Linked DNA regions of Homo sapiens: all the other regions are linked to region 3. A link is a contact called in ENCODE Hi-C or POLR2A ChIA-PET data. All regions are on one chromosome and are shown on one strand. The core of a region is the stretch at or near the end of the contact, and the rest is flanking DNA. Distances in the headings are between cores, read along the strand shown. Region 1 has its middle 20 kb from the start of DYRK2. Region 2 has its middle 3.8 kb from the start of LINC02442. Region 3 has its middle 98 kb from the start of LINC02421.

Region 1 (3,978 bases), core at 1,255-3,754, 160 kb after region 3:
AATACAGAGGTAACAAGAACTAGCATAATGTAACTTACACTTATTGAGGGAGACAGACAATAAACAATCATTAAACAGATAAATAAGGTTTTTCCAGACACTGATCAGTGTCTTTTGTAAGACACTTAAAAAAAAAATAAACAGGGTAACGTGACAGAGAAGGACTAGGGGTGGGGGAAATGGGCACTGGTAGAGTGGCCAAGGAAGTACTATCTAAGCAGATAGTGTCAGATCTAAGTGATAAACAGTAAGACACCAACCACACAAGGAGAGAGCGCAGAGGGGTTTCAGCAGAGGGAGCAGGAAGTACTAATGTCCTGAGGCAGGAATGAGACAGACATTCAGGAAACACACAGAAAACAGATGTGGCTGGAATGCACTGAGCCAGGGAAGAATGGAACCAAATGACGTTGGAAAGAAGCAGGAGCCCAATCGCAAAGGGCTTTGAAGGACATGTCAAGGAAATTACCCATGTTATCCTTAGTGTGATGAGAGGTCAGTGGAGAGTTTAAGTAGAAGAAAGTACTAGACTGATTACTTTTGCCTACCTGGAAAAAATACTCACTTGCTCCACCTTTGCTCATCATCTTTCTCTCCATCTCCCCACATTCACGGCCGACGTTCATGAGCGGGCCTGTACCCACCACACCATTTCCTCACCACCAGCCTCCAGGCACTGGGTAATACGTTCCATTTCCTGCACTCTCTCCAAAACTCCTTCTCAAAGCCATCTCAAAGATGCCTTCCTTTGTGCACATCTCTCTTGAACCACCCTCCCCAAGCAATTTACTCACTCACAAACTTTTACTGAGGCCCTGTTTTGTCCCAAACTTTATGTCAGTCCCTGGGGATCGTCCCTTTATGTCAGCAAGAAAGACAGTCCCTGGCCCTCAAGGAACCCAAAGTGTGATAATTAAACCAGCCTGACCACTCAATTCTAAGGTCTAGAAAGTAGTCACTGAGATGAACATGGGAGATGGCAGGATCCTCTCAGTTCATCTGATGAAGGCTGAGTGAGGGAGACAGGCAGGGCAGAGGGAGGAAGCACAGCTACTTGAGACATGGGGACAGCAGGAGTGAGCCAGGCCAAGGAGAGGGCCATATTCCAAGTTGGTGGAAACCAGAAGTGAGAAAGTACCTGGCAAATGTAGGAACTGGTTCACATGGTTCAATAGGCCAGGAAGCAAATTTCCTCCCTATTATTAAAGTGCTCTGTTTACTTAGTCCATAGCAGTTTTCTTTTGGTTTTATTCATTCCTTACAAATGTTTTTCTTTATAATAATGTATTGAGTTTTTAAATATATTTTTAAAATATGGTTATTGTGAAAACTGATGAAAAATATATAAGAAAATTAAAATTAGTATCAGCTACCTGTTAATACTTTGCTGTATTTCTTTCTAATTCTTTTCCCAATGCCATCTCTGCCTCTGCCTTTGCCTGCTTTGGTAGGGAGGACATTCACTTGTGTGCCCCCCTTTTTTTCTTTAATATTACACTGTAAACATGTTGTTCATAATTGATATAATTTATTAAGCAAACCTCTGTTAATAGATACAAGGTTTTTTTCTAAGTTTGTGCTAGTAGATATGATTATTCTTGTACATAACTCTTTGTTTACATCATGGATTCTGATACCAATTTCTGGAAGTAGAATCAACAGGTAAAAATGAATGAGCATTTCTAAAGCTCTTGGTACAGATTACCAAGTGCCCTCCAGAAAGGCTCTGCTAATTATGCCCCAGCAGCATCAAACGAGTGCTTTATATCACTCCACACCCTTGCTAGCAATAAAAATGGTTGTTTAATTAATTGTTGATATTTTGTGGGTTAAAAATAAACTCATGGCTTTAATTTTTATTACTTTGATTTATAATTTATAATTTTTTTGGTCCATTTATGTTGCTCATGTAAATTTTTTGAAGGTATTATTGTCTCTTTTTTCCACTGGAATATTAGCATTTTTCTTACTGGTTTTAAATGTCCTTTATAGATTAATTACATTGCATCTGTAATTTTTACGTAGTCACGCTGTAAAAACACTTTTTTTCAGCCTACATTATTTCAATTACAAAAATAGCAACACAAATGGTATCCTCAGAATCCTGCGTAGCCTTATCCCCACCTCACTTCACTTCTTAAACAGAACTTCTGGTGGAGGACCATTCTTCCATCAAATGATCTCTCTCAACTCCTCCCAGATGGTTAGAAGTCCTCTGTCTCATAGAGTGGCACCATCTCCATATGGCTCCCCTCCAGTTTTTCTCCATAGGAAACCAGAATGATTTTTTTTTTGTTTTTTTTTTAATTTATTGTACATGCATCAATGGCTTCCTGGTGTAATCAGAATAAATTCCCAGCTCCTCCAAATGGTCTGTGTGGCCTTCTCCAAGGTCCGGCATTGCATTTCTGTCCCTCCTTATCCTGCACGAGCTTTCCCCTGGCTCACCAAACTCCAGACTTGGCAAGCCTCCACCCCGTGCTCTGGCCTGCTCTTCAGCTCCTTCCTCCTTCAGAACACCACATCCACGCCACTATGCCAGAGCGGCCTTTGCTGACTTCCCAGTCTGTTATTCTTTCTCACGAATCTAGCTGCTTCTTCTCATGCTGGGCACTGCTTACAAACTATAAACATTTTATGATTGTCTGGTTAACAAGTACCTCCCTTACTAACATGGTATCTTCATACATCACTTGCTTTTTGTTTTTCTTTTCTTTTTTTTTTTTTTGCCAGTGTGTGCCCAATGGGAAGGATGGAGGGAAACAGGGGAGAGGATTCTGCTGCCTTCTCAACTCAGTTCTACTCACCTTGCAGTTAGCAGAGAGATTGCCAGTGTTACCTTTTGGTAAGGGTGATCTTGCTCAACCTCAGCTTAAAGAGGACTTTGTAGGGGCAGTGACATCTGGTCTGGGCTGAATCTCACAGGATGAGGCAGAGATTGGCAAATGCACTCTAGACAGAGACAGCACATGTGTTGTGGCTACAACAACATGGCACATTTGAGAAAAACCACAGGACAAGGCCTACCTTCCGAAGAAATTATTCTCCCTTCTTCACACTGCCACAAACCCAGTCTCTTTGCCCATCCTTTGCATTATGCCAAAAATTATACACGTAGGTGCTCAGTAAATACTGGATGACATACGAATGAATGATTCATGACATCCCTCAGTTAAAGCAATTTGCTTCTCCTAGAATATCCTTTTTCTCTCTCTCAATCTGAATTCCATCAAGTCCTGGCTGGAGACCCACCTTCTGAAAGCTATTATTATCCAAGAGCAACACAAATGACCTGCACTTATTCTGAATTTCATCTTTCAATGTTCTAAACTTAATATTTTCTGTCCAATCTTGTCTTCCTAATTAAACATAATGTCCTCAAAGGCAGGGATTGATCTCCTCCTTCTCCTCCTCTTTCACTTTTTATAATTTTTTTTTTGTTTTGGTAAACTCAAATATGCCAAATCCAAATATACCATCTTAGAGAGTAAAAGTTTAATTTCTATGAAAGGAAGGGAAGAAGAAAGGCAGGGAGGGGGAGAGGGAGTTTGCCTTGCTTGCTCTTGAGCTCCTTCCTCCTTCAGAACACCACATTCAGCCACTAGGCCACAGCAGCCTTTGCTGACCTCCTAGTCTGTTTTTCTTTCTCACGAATCTAGTTGCCTCCCTCTCCCCCTCCCTCCCTTCTTCCCTTCATTCATTTTAGTCTTAATATAAAAACTTAATATGTAAAATCCCCCCACCCCATTTTTATAATCTTTTTAAAATTTAAAATTTCCTGAAAAGAATTTGAATGAATGAATAAACAAGATTCTACTCAAAGGCTTCAAATCTTCAGCAAAAGATAGTATACCAGTGCTTCATACTTTGTAACCAAAGGCATTAATTTGCAACCCTTTCTTTTCTTAAACAAGTAAGATACTGTGATTCCTTTTGATGCAATGTAGCAAACCAGACACAAATAGCAACAACAACTTT
Region 2 (4,579 bases), core at 1,619-4,118, 240 kb after region 3:
CCAATCTATCTCACACGCCCCTTAGTGTGCCTAGGTGTGTCAATATTTTTATATAAAGGAAGAAGGGGTCCTTGCAGCTTTTGATAAGGTGAACTGGAGATGTTTTTTCTATTTTTTAAGCATTTCAATTGCTCCAAAAGCATTTAAGTATTGCAGTTTGTAAAACAAATATTATGGCTTACTCCTGGTATAGGAGAGATAGTGCTGATGGGTGGAAGGAGTTTACCATATAACATCTTAGACATGTTAAAAACCATGATTTTAAATCTTTTGAAACCTTCTTGTGTTCCCTGTTCCATGTGCTGTCCACAGAAGCAACAAGACAGAGGAAGCTGAGGAGGCAAATCTATGAGGCCACAAATCTAAGAGTACAACAAATCTACAAGATTTACATTTTACAGATGAAAAAATTGAGACTTAACATCCAACATCACACACTAACACAACTGGAATTTCAACTTGAATCTGCTGATTGCAAAACCCTAGCTCTTTTCTTCACGCCGTACATACCAGTATACCATATCGCTCTACTGCATCTCAGAGATGTTTGTTTTGCCAACATAAAGCCTTTTCATTTATAGTGCAGATTATGATTATATCATTCTGTAGCAAATGGGTTTTCATGCTTTAAAAGACAGTATACCAACATGAATTTAATCTTGAAAATCTGAGCCATTATCATAAATCAAATGCTGCTTGACATTCTAAAAGAAATAGGACTGGCCAGAGAAATTTTAGATTCATTATAATTCCTCATAGATATTCATACTTTTGTGACTGTCATTGGATACAGAAATGATAGGTTTGGGTTTGGTTGTAACTTCTCTAATTTTAGGAAGAATTTCTAGTCTACCTGATATCAAGTTATGCATGTCATGACCGTAATTTAGATATTATCACTGGCCTTAGTGTAAAATTTCAAATGCAGCCTTAACACGCTGCTATGTTTTATAGGAAAGGATAAATGCTGAGTCATGTTTCTCATCCCAGAACCCTGCATGCTTCTGCTTGAGGCTGTTGACTTCTGAGCCTGTCATCTTGCCTTAAGATGCACAGCTCTCTCTTCTCCCTACCTCTGCAATTCTCCACTCAGCATTTTCTGATGAACTAGTGTTGTCTTCAGTTCTTCCCTCCATCAGAAAACCACATTAGAGGTCATTTGAATGTAATCCTTGGCAATGACATTTTACCTTGCCTTTGGGTAGAAGTCACAGCTAATGTCTGAGCATTTGTGCTTCCTGGTTGTTGGTGGTTGGGGACAAAGCTATGAATTTCCATTGAATTATTCTTCACTGCAAGATTGTCACTCTACAACAGAGCATCATAACAAGAAAAAACAAAGGCAAGTGATGAGAGAAAAAGGAATTCCATTCTCCCTATAACTGGAGAGACAACATGGTACAGCAGAAAGAACACAGACTCCAGCTATCAATTGCTTCCTATCTCACTCCACAGAGAGTTGGAAGCAACACCCGAATTTTGTGCTACTAACCAGCTCTGTGTCATTGAGCTAGTCACTTAATCTTTGTGGCTCAATTTTTTCATCAACATGAAGCAATAGTAATACCTCCTCTGCCCTCTTTAATTTGTTATAAGATTAAAATGAGATAGTGTGTGTGAAAGTGCATTGTAAAATACACAGCATTGTACAAAACTCCCAGCTACCAATTCCAACCTTCATCAGTGTTGACTGTCCCTTACTCATTTGGCACCTCATCAGATACTGTGACAATTAGGGTGACTTCTCATCCCCGTTTGCCAGGAACTTTCCTGATTTTAGCAGTAAAAGTCTTGCGTCCCAGAAACCCCTCTGTCTGGGACAAACAAGGGTATGTGGCTGCCCTAGAAATAATGAAGTTACTTGATAAGAAAAAGCTGACTGGTGCTAACAACTCCTTTCACCATCCACTCCACAGGAAAGAAACAAGCAGGGTGTTTCCATGAACCTGAGCTAAGCCCACACAATCCCTCTTGAAGCAAGGAGAGTTTTTCTGAGCAGGGTTCAGCTGGGTGGTCATTGACAGGAAAGGAGCAGAGAAGTCATGGTAGCTGGTATCTAGTGATATATCAATAAGGAAACTGAGCACTGGTGGGTACTCAGGATACTTCCTTAAGGCCAGATCTGACTCACTTTCCTGCACCCATTAGTAGGTCCTGATGCTCTTTTTGGTGAGAAAGTGGGCATCTACCTCTGCTCCACCAACCCCTCCTTTCCCTTTCCACTCACATTCAATGATCTGTCTAGCATTTCATGCACTTTGATAATCATGTGAAATTTTCAGTCCTGCTGAGATGATGTAAGATGGTCACATTTTTTTTTTTTTTTTTTTTTTTTTTACCAGAGCCAATAAAGCAATAATCTCTCTCTGAACTGCAGGCTCCCAACCAGCCTTGGGCTAGTCAACCCAATTCCTTAATTCCAACCCACACACTGTTTTCCACCCATCTCTGGAGAATGAAAAGAGGTGGTGAAGCCAGGCTCCCCCAGCTGCTGCGGTGCCCTCCTGCACTGGAGTAGGTACAGCCTAATCAAAGGCCTGTTGTTTTCCTTTGGCTTTGAAACTCACTGGTTGTGGGTGTATCTGTTGCATGATCATGAACACTTAAAAAAAAAAAAAAAAGACAGATCCAGTCCCATTACTTTGGCTCTGGCACAGAAGTTTCTGGAAAGAGAAACCATAAAATGATACCAAAGTGGTAACAGTAAAATAAATACCTCTCTCTGAATTTCATGGAAGTAATGAAGCTTCAGGGCACCAGAGGAGACTTTAGTAGCTCCAAAGCTATTCATGACTGTCCAATAACCCAAGAACTGGCCAAACAAGCTGGACTGCTTTCCTGTGAGTCATCAGAATCACTGCAGGCCTATGATGGGTCCCTTTCACCTGTGGGAAACAGGCTGTTAAAATGGAGAGTTGTCACTAGTTATCAGCTTCTTAGTCTTCACCAGGGCTGGGCAACAAGAGTCATAGGACCTGTCTTTATGCTTATGCTTTTTAATTTCTTTATCTCCTTGCAAATGTAATGATGTGACTTACAATACATGTTTTGATGTGCTGATAATCTCGACAATGAAATAGGTTTTAGGACTTGAGGGGATTGGGAGGAGGCATAGAAATAGTTTGGTGTCTCTGGAAGAAATTAAATTGTGGATGTTTTCAATGATTCCTAGTTGCTTCACTCAAGGAGGGTTCAATAGTGTGCTGACAAATGTTTAACAACAGGCACTCTTGGGGAAAACAAAAGCAAAACCAAAACTGATTTGTGTGTTGGCCAGTTTCCATGGTATAAATACTCCTACCATGACCAATTTAGCTGGCTCCAGTGCACCACTCAGAAGGATCCTAGTTTTTCTTTGCCAAAGATCATCTTACCTGATGGATTTTATGAAGTATATTTATTGAGAATTAAATTCATTAGAATGATTTAAGTTAGAATATTGTATCAAAAATTTAATTTACCTTTCTTAACTATCCTTTAATAATTTGTTATCTTGCTCATACTCTCAGTATCCTGTCGTACTCACTTTTCATTTGAAATCTGTTTTTGTTGTTGTTGTTGCCTTCCTTCCTTCCTTTTCTTTCTTTTCTTTTTTCCCCTTCCTTCCTTTTCTCTTTTCCCTTTCCGTCCTTCCTTCCTTCCTTCCTTCCTTCCTTCCTTCCTTCCTTTCTTTTTCTCTTTTTCTTTTCTTTCTCTCTTTCTTTCTTTCCTTTCTTCTTTCTTTCTCTCTCTCCTTCCTTCCTTTTCTCTTTTCTCCTTCCTTTCTTCCTCCCTCCCTCCCTGCTTGCTTGGTCTTTCTTTTTCTTTCTTTCTTTCTTTTCCTTCTTTCTCTCTCTCTCTTTCTTTCTTTCTTTTCTCCCTTCCTTCCTTTCTTTCTCTCTCTCTCTTCCTTCCTTCTTTCATTTTTTTTAAGAGATGGGTTTTCATCATTCTGTTACCCAGGCTGGAGTGCAGTGGTGCAATCATAGCTCACTATAATCTCAAACTCCTGGGCTCAAGCGATTCTCCCATCTCAGCCTTTCAAGCAGCTAGGACTAGAGGCATGAGCAACCATGCTCAGTTAATTTTTTTAATTTTTATTTTTATAGAGACAGAGTCTCACCTTGTTGCCCAGGCTGGTCTTGAACTACAGTGATCCTCCCACCTCAGCCTCTCAAAATGCTGGGATTACAGACATAAGCCACTGCACCTGCAGCCCGTTTATTTTTCTTATCTAGCTCTTATTTCCTTTCTCTATGCTGAGAGTGAATTTGTAGCCAGAAGTTTTTCTATTTTAATCCTTAATTTTTGCTTTTTTCTTAAATTATTTAAAAATTATCACATCACTCCCATTTCCCTTCTCCCCACAGTACTTAAAACCTCAATGACTCCCTATGGCTTTTGGGATAAAGTTTGTGGTATGGCTTTGACCCCAGCCTCTGTCTCTAGCTTAAAGGCCTTAGAGATGGGCTCTTGCTCTGTTGCCTAGGCTGGATTCCCTCACGAAACTTGTGCTCTGACCACCCCCAAATTCTTGCACCTCCATGAATACATTGTGCTACTTCATGTCTTCAAGCCTTCCCACATGTGGCTTGCTCAA
Region 3 (4,488 bases), core at 341-2,840:
TGACTTCCAGAAAGTATGCTCTATGATGGAGTCTTGGCTTGCTTTCCTGGGGGACTTGAATTTCTCTTCCTTTTTTCTTATTTTACATTACCTCCTTAACATTTTCACCTACCATCTAGCTATTGCCAAATTTTTCCCTAGATGTTAAAGATCTTAGCTGTGTTCATACTACCATTCAAACATGCCTGGCCCCATCTGGAGATTCACTGTAGGGGACCCTTCAGAGCTCTGTTGGCATGAAGTACTCAAGATCTCACTAGGAAATAGCTCATTATAAGAACAGATTTGAGGGGAATACATTTGAAGACAGTGGGATAGGGTTGGAGGAGAGGATCATTTGGGTAATAACATTATCATTCAGATCATTCCCCATTTGGTTTCCTTGGAGGGCTCACACCTGTAATCCTAGCACTTTGGGAGGTCAAGGCAGGAGGATCACTTGAGGCCAGGACTTTGTGACCAGCCTGAGTAATATAAGACCTCATTTCCATAAACAAATTTTTTTTTAAATTTTAAGAGCTGTTTTTACAAAAAATCTTTAGATATTGAGAGCACAAAGAAGTGCTTTTGTGTAACCTAGGTAACTCATGGCAGTAATACAAATAATTAACATTTATTGAGCTCTTCTAATTAGTAAACATTTTGCATACATTATCTAATCCAATCATCACAGTGATCCAATGATATGGTCATTATTTTCTCCAATTAAGGCTTAAAAGGGATGTGTAACTTGCCTGTGGACACATAGCTCAAACATGGCAGATCCAGGATTCTATGTACATCTCTCTGAATTTAAAATCCACACTCTTGACCACCTAACAATACTGTCTTTCACCAAGAAGAACTGGAGCATGCTGTAGTACAGAAAGAAATGATGGACTGAGAAGTCATCATATGGGCCTACATCTGCAATGGAGGGTGGGAGAACAGTGGGCTTTAATGCACACTGAAAATGGATGCCTAATGCCTGCATACACTTATCAGAAGCCTCTTGTTGGCTTCTTGGCAACCTCTCAGCTGCTGAGCAGAGAAGAAGAAAGTGGCTCCTGGCAGATGGTGGCCAAGATGAGAATACAAGTGAAGTAACTCCTGGACTTCCCAGAACAATTAGGGAGAGATTCAAAGGTAACTGAAATTCTTGTAGGGGAAACTGGGGGCAAACTAAAGCAAATTCTGTTTGGTTACTGTTTTTAACTCCAGGCTGGGTAGGCCTAGGGAAGCAGGATATGCAACGAACCCCACAAATCAGGATTTTGCTTATGATAAAACAAGGCAAATGGCCCCCTGCTTTCATCTTTTGATGCTCTTTAATTTTAGCTAGTGACTTCTGAAAGAATAAAAACAACTCTGAACTGCTCTATTTTCTTCCCTCCAAGCTTGCTTGGAACAGGACACGTTTCTGCTTTTTTCTCCCTAACTTCATTTATTATTCAAAAACTATTGCTAAGTATAGGCCTTTTACCCAATCAAAAAGTTCTAGATCCTCTATCCTATTGGGCCGCCCACTCTGTCTAAGAGACAGTGAGCAAGGTACTGGGGTATTCCAAGATGACTAAGCCACGGTTCCCTGCTCTGACTCACTTTCATTCTTACGGAGGGAGAGAGATCAGTGTATCACTAACCACACACAAGACAAAATAAGACAGATCTACACGGAGGCAAAGTAACAAAATGCACAGGGTGCTTTAGGCAACAAGTGGCATTCTTGCATGGGGGCTTTGCCTGTCTTCTGGCGTATGTTTTGGTAGGTGTTATTTCACACTATTCTTCCCGGCCTTCCCACTCTGCTCCTGCAGTGATGTCATACTCCCTGGGCTGTCTCTACAGTCACTTTCTTTTTCCCTTTCTAAGTAAATCCTGTCTCAGACACCCACTGAAATCTCTAAGATCCTTCTCAGAACCACCTTCAAATCAAGCTACTAACAGCATGTTCTTGCCAACCATTACTCTCTAAGTCCATCTGTCTTCCTGTCTGCTCAGACGAGTCAAAAAGTATTTCTAGATCTTTAACAATCTTTAAGCCACATGGGGAAAATGCATTTAAACTCGCTAATAAGACCACAGACTAAGGGCAAAGCACTAAGATCGAATTTTATGTACCCAATTACTGCCTTAGATGTCAACCATTCAACAGGGGGTTCTTAATAAGCTATGTAAAAGAGAGTCTTTGAAATGGTTTGGCCTTTTCTCTTTCCTTTATTAGCTAGAGTCTATCCTACTCCACCGAATGAGCAGCTATAAAATGCAGAAGAGAGCAGCGGCAACAAGGAAAAGGCTTCATGATAGCAGGGGCTGGTCTGTGTTACTCACTGCTGTATATACACTGCTTAACGCATAGTGCTACTAAATATTTGCTGAAAGACAGGAGAAAGACAGATTGAATTACACACTGGACTTGACTTGTACCGGATGAACTCTGAGGTGCCTTCTCACTGAGATTTTGTGACCTAGTAAGAGTGAGAACTTAAGTTTGAAAACAATTTACATTAAACTCATCAAATTGTATTGTTTCCTAACCCATGTTCTCAGTATAACAAATTGCTAAACAGTGTTAAGGCCAATATTGGGATCAAATAAGGGAGAATAGAATCCAGGCAATGGAAAGAATTTCAAAAGACCATTTATTTTATCCCCAGTTGGCAACTAAACCATCCCAAAAAAGGATGTAGAATGATCTAATGGGAAGAGTGCAGGCTCTGGAGTCAAAGCTGGGTTTGAATTCCTATTCTGCCACTCACTAGTTGCATGACTTTGGACAAGTTAATATCTTTGAGTCTCTGTTTTCTCTTTTATAAAATACAGGCCATAAGAAAATATCTTGGGGTGTTTGTGTGCCTTGCACAGGCTGCCATAGAGGGACCTCAGAAATGGGTCGGTTCCGTTTCTCCAGAAAGCTGTATGCACATAGTGAAATATTTTTTAAAGTTGTGTCTCAGCTTCCTTTAGGTATCAGCATCTTTCAAATTTCCTGAGCCTTATAATTTTACAAATTCTGGAATTCTGCTGAAATAAAAGGCCTTTTACTTTTTGTTTTTAATGTTTTACTTACTATTTGTTGGACTATCAGTTGAAAAATATCACTGCTTCTGAATCCTCATTTGTACAATAACCCTTCACAAATTTCAAGATCATTATCAAGTCCCTTGTGTGCCTGTTGTTTCCCAGCCCTCACTTTGCTTCATTTTTGAGAGGTTTTAAAGAAAAGAATTCTTTTAAACACTTAGTGTATCATTAGGTCTTAACCTGCTTGAAGACAGGCCCTTGTTTTCACTCTGGCGAAGCAGAACCTAAAACATTAATAGGAATTCTAACTATGGAAGATACATATCAAAGCCAGAGGAAAACAAAGTATTATCTCCTTCTACTAAATGAAGGTTAAACTCCTTCCAAAGACTAAGTTTAAAATAGTTGTTATGCAGCCAGTCAGCATGCAAGGTGACTGGAGATAGAGGAATCTTGGCCCCAGACGGGAAGTGTTTAAAAATGGACAGAGGGTTCTGGGGTAAACTCCTCCAGACCAGAGACTGAGTCTTAATCCACAGCGATTCCCTGGGACCAGACTCATGTCTGGCACCCTTTATTGGCTAGAAATCTCTGTTAAGCAGAATTGAAATAGTTGTTATGTCTAGAAACATAATAAGACTATACAAGAGTACTTTTATGTAGAAAACCAGAAAATATAAAAGTTAAAACCTAATGATATTGATATTATAATTCTTTTAAAAGTGATACAACAAGAATATTAACTTTTTAAAGAATATCACTATATATTTTTTAACTATTGAAAAAGTATTTCAAGCCTCATTAGTTCTGGGTCATAAACCACTGTCTCTTTCCTGGCTCTGATTACAAATAATCAGAAGGTTTATAAAAAAATTTCATTTGTCTACATGGAATAGATTCATTCTGATACATTTGGCCTTCAGTAGACAGGGCCATTCTACAGCATTCATCCTAAGCTACCATTTTCTTTGATGGCTGACATTCATATGTATACATGTAGCAAGGCACCAGTTTCATAAATGTATGAAAGAAACCTACTTATAGCATGCAATAATCCAAAAACTTCAAATTCTTCTGCCTTGCAACTCTGTAAGAATAATAAACTCCCTTGTGGGGTTGTGGTTCAGTGTGAGATAATGAATATAAGTCACTTAACACTTATCTGGCACATAGAAGATAGTAGACACTAAATTAATGTAATTAGTGATTATAGAAGCAATAGTAATAATGAGAACAGATTTAGCTGTCAGGCAGACCTGAATTCAAATCCCAGCTTAGCCACTTTACAGCTGTATAACTTTGGGCAAGGCTTTTAAATCTAAATCTCAGCTTTTCCATTTTAAAATTTGGACATGTTAGCACCTACCTCAAAGCATTTTTGAGAGGACTGAATGAGATAATCCACTGTAAAAACTTAGTAAAATGAATGTTGCTTGGTATGTACTCAATAAATGTCATTATTGTCATATCATTATTAATAATATT

Evidence for each region. A loop is a pair of places that touch in the nucleus more often than their neighbours do. ChIA-PET counts read pairs that join two places held with the same protein, here RNA polymerase II (POLR2A). Pooled maps may share reads with other maps.
Region 1: a loop to region 3 is called in a pooled map, with 2.1 times the contacts of the local background. The contact joins two enhancer-like sites. A Hi-C loop is called at or near these places in 16 of 168 maps with a recorded cell type or tissue (IMR-90, MCF 10A, PC-3 and 13 more) and 18 of 50 pooled maps. POLR2A ChIA-PET finds 5 or more read pairs at or near these places in 2 of 52 experiments (WTC11 and activated CD4-positive, alpha-beta T cell).
Region 2: a loop to region 3 is called in a pooled map, with 2.1 times the contacts of the local background. The contact joins two enhancer-like sites. A Hi-C loop is called at or near these places in 2 of 50 pooled maps. POLR2A ChIA-PET finds 5 or more read pairs at or near these places in 3 of 52 experiments (HEK293, OCI-LY7 and activated T-cell).

The regions. Positions count from the first base shown.
Region 1 is chr12:67,666,422-67,670,399 of GRCh38, reverse strand. No RefSeq gene overlaps it. Among named protein-coding and RNA genes, the nearest start is that of DYRK2, 20 kb to the right of the region's middle. Within about 2 kb of position 2,504, at least 9 of the 41 ENCODE cell types and tissues checked have a DNase peak (open chromatin) inside an H3K27ac peak, as active enhancers do; they include gastrocnemius medialis and heart right ventricle, where a contact is called at or near this core.
Region 2 is chr12:67,591,505-67,596,083 of GRCh38, reverse strand. No RefSeq gene overlaps it. Among named protein-coding and RNA genes, the nearest start is that of LINC02442, 3.8 kb to the right of the region's middle. RefSeq lists an enhancer at 3,131-3,220. Within about 2 kb of position 2,868, at least 8 of the 41 ENCODE cell types and tissues checked have a DNase peak (open chromatin) inside an H3K27ac peak, as active enhancers do.
Region 3 is chr12:67,825,338-67,829,825 of GRCh38, reverse strand. No RefSeq gene overlaps it. Among named protein-coding and RNA genes, the nearest start is that of LINC02421, 98 kb to the right of the region's middle. RefSeq lists an enhancer at 893-2,092. Within about 2 kb of position 1,590, at least 15 of the 41 ENCODE cell types and tissues checked have a DNase peak (open chromatin) inside an H3K27ac peak, as active enhancers do; they include gastrocnemius medialis and heart right ventricle, where a contact is called at or near this core.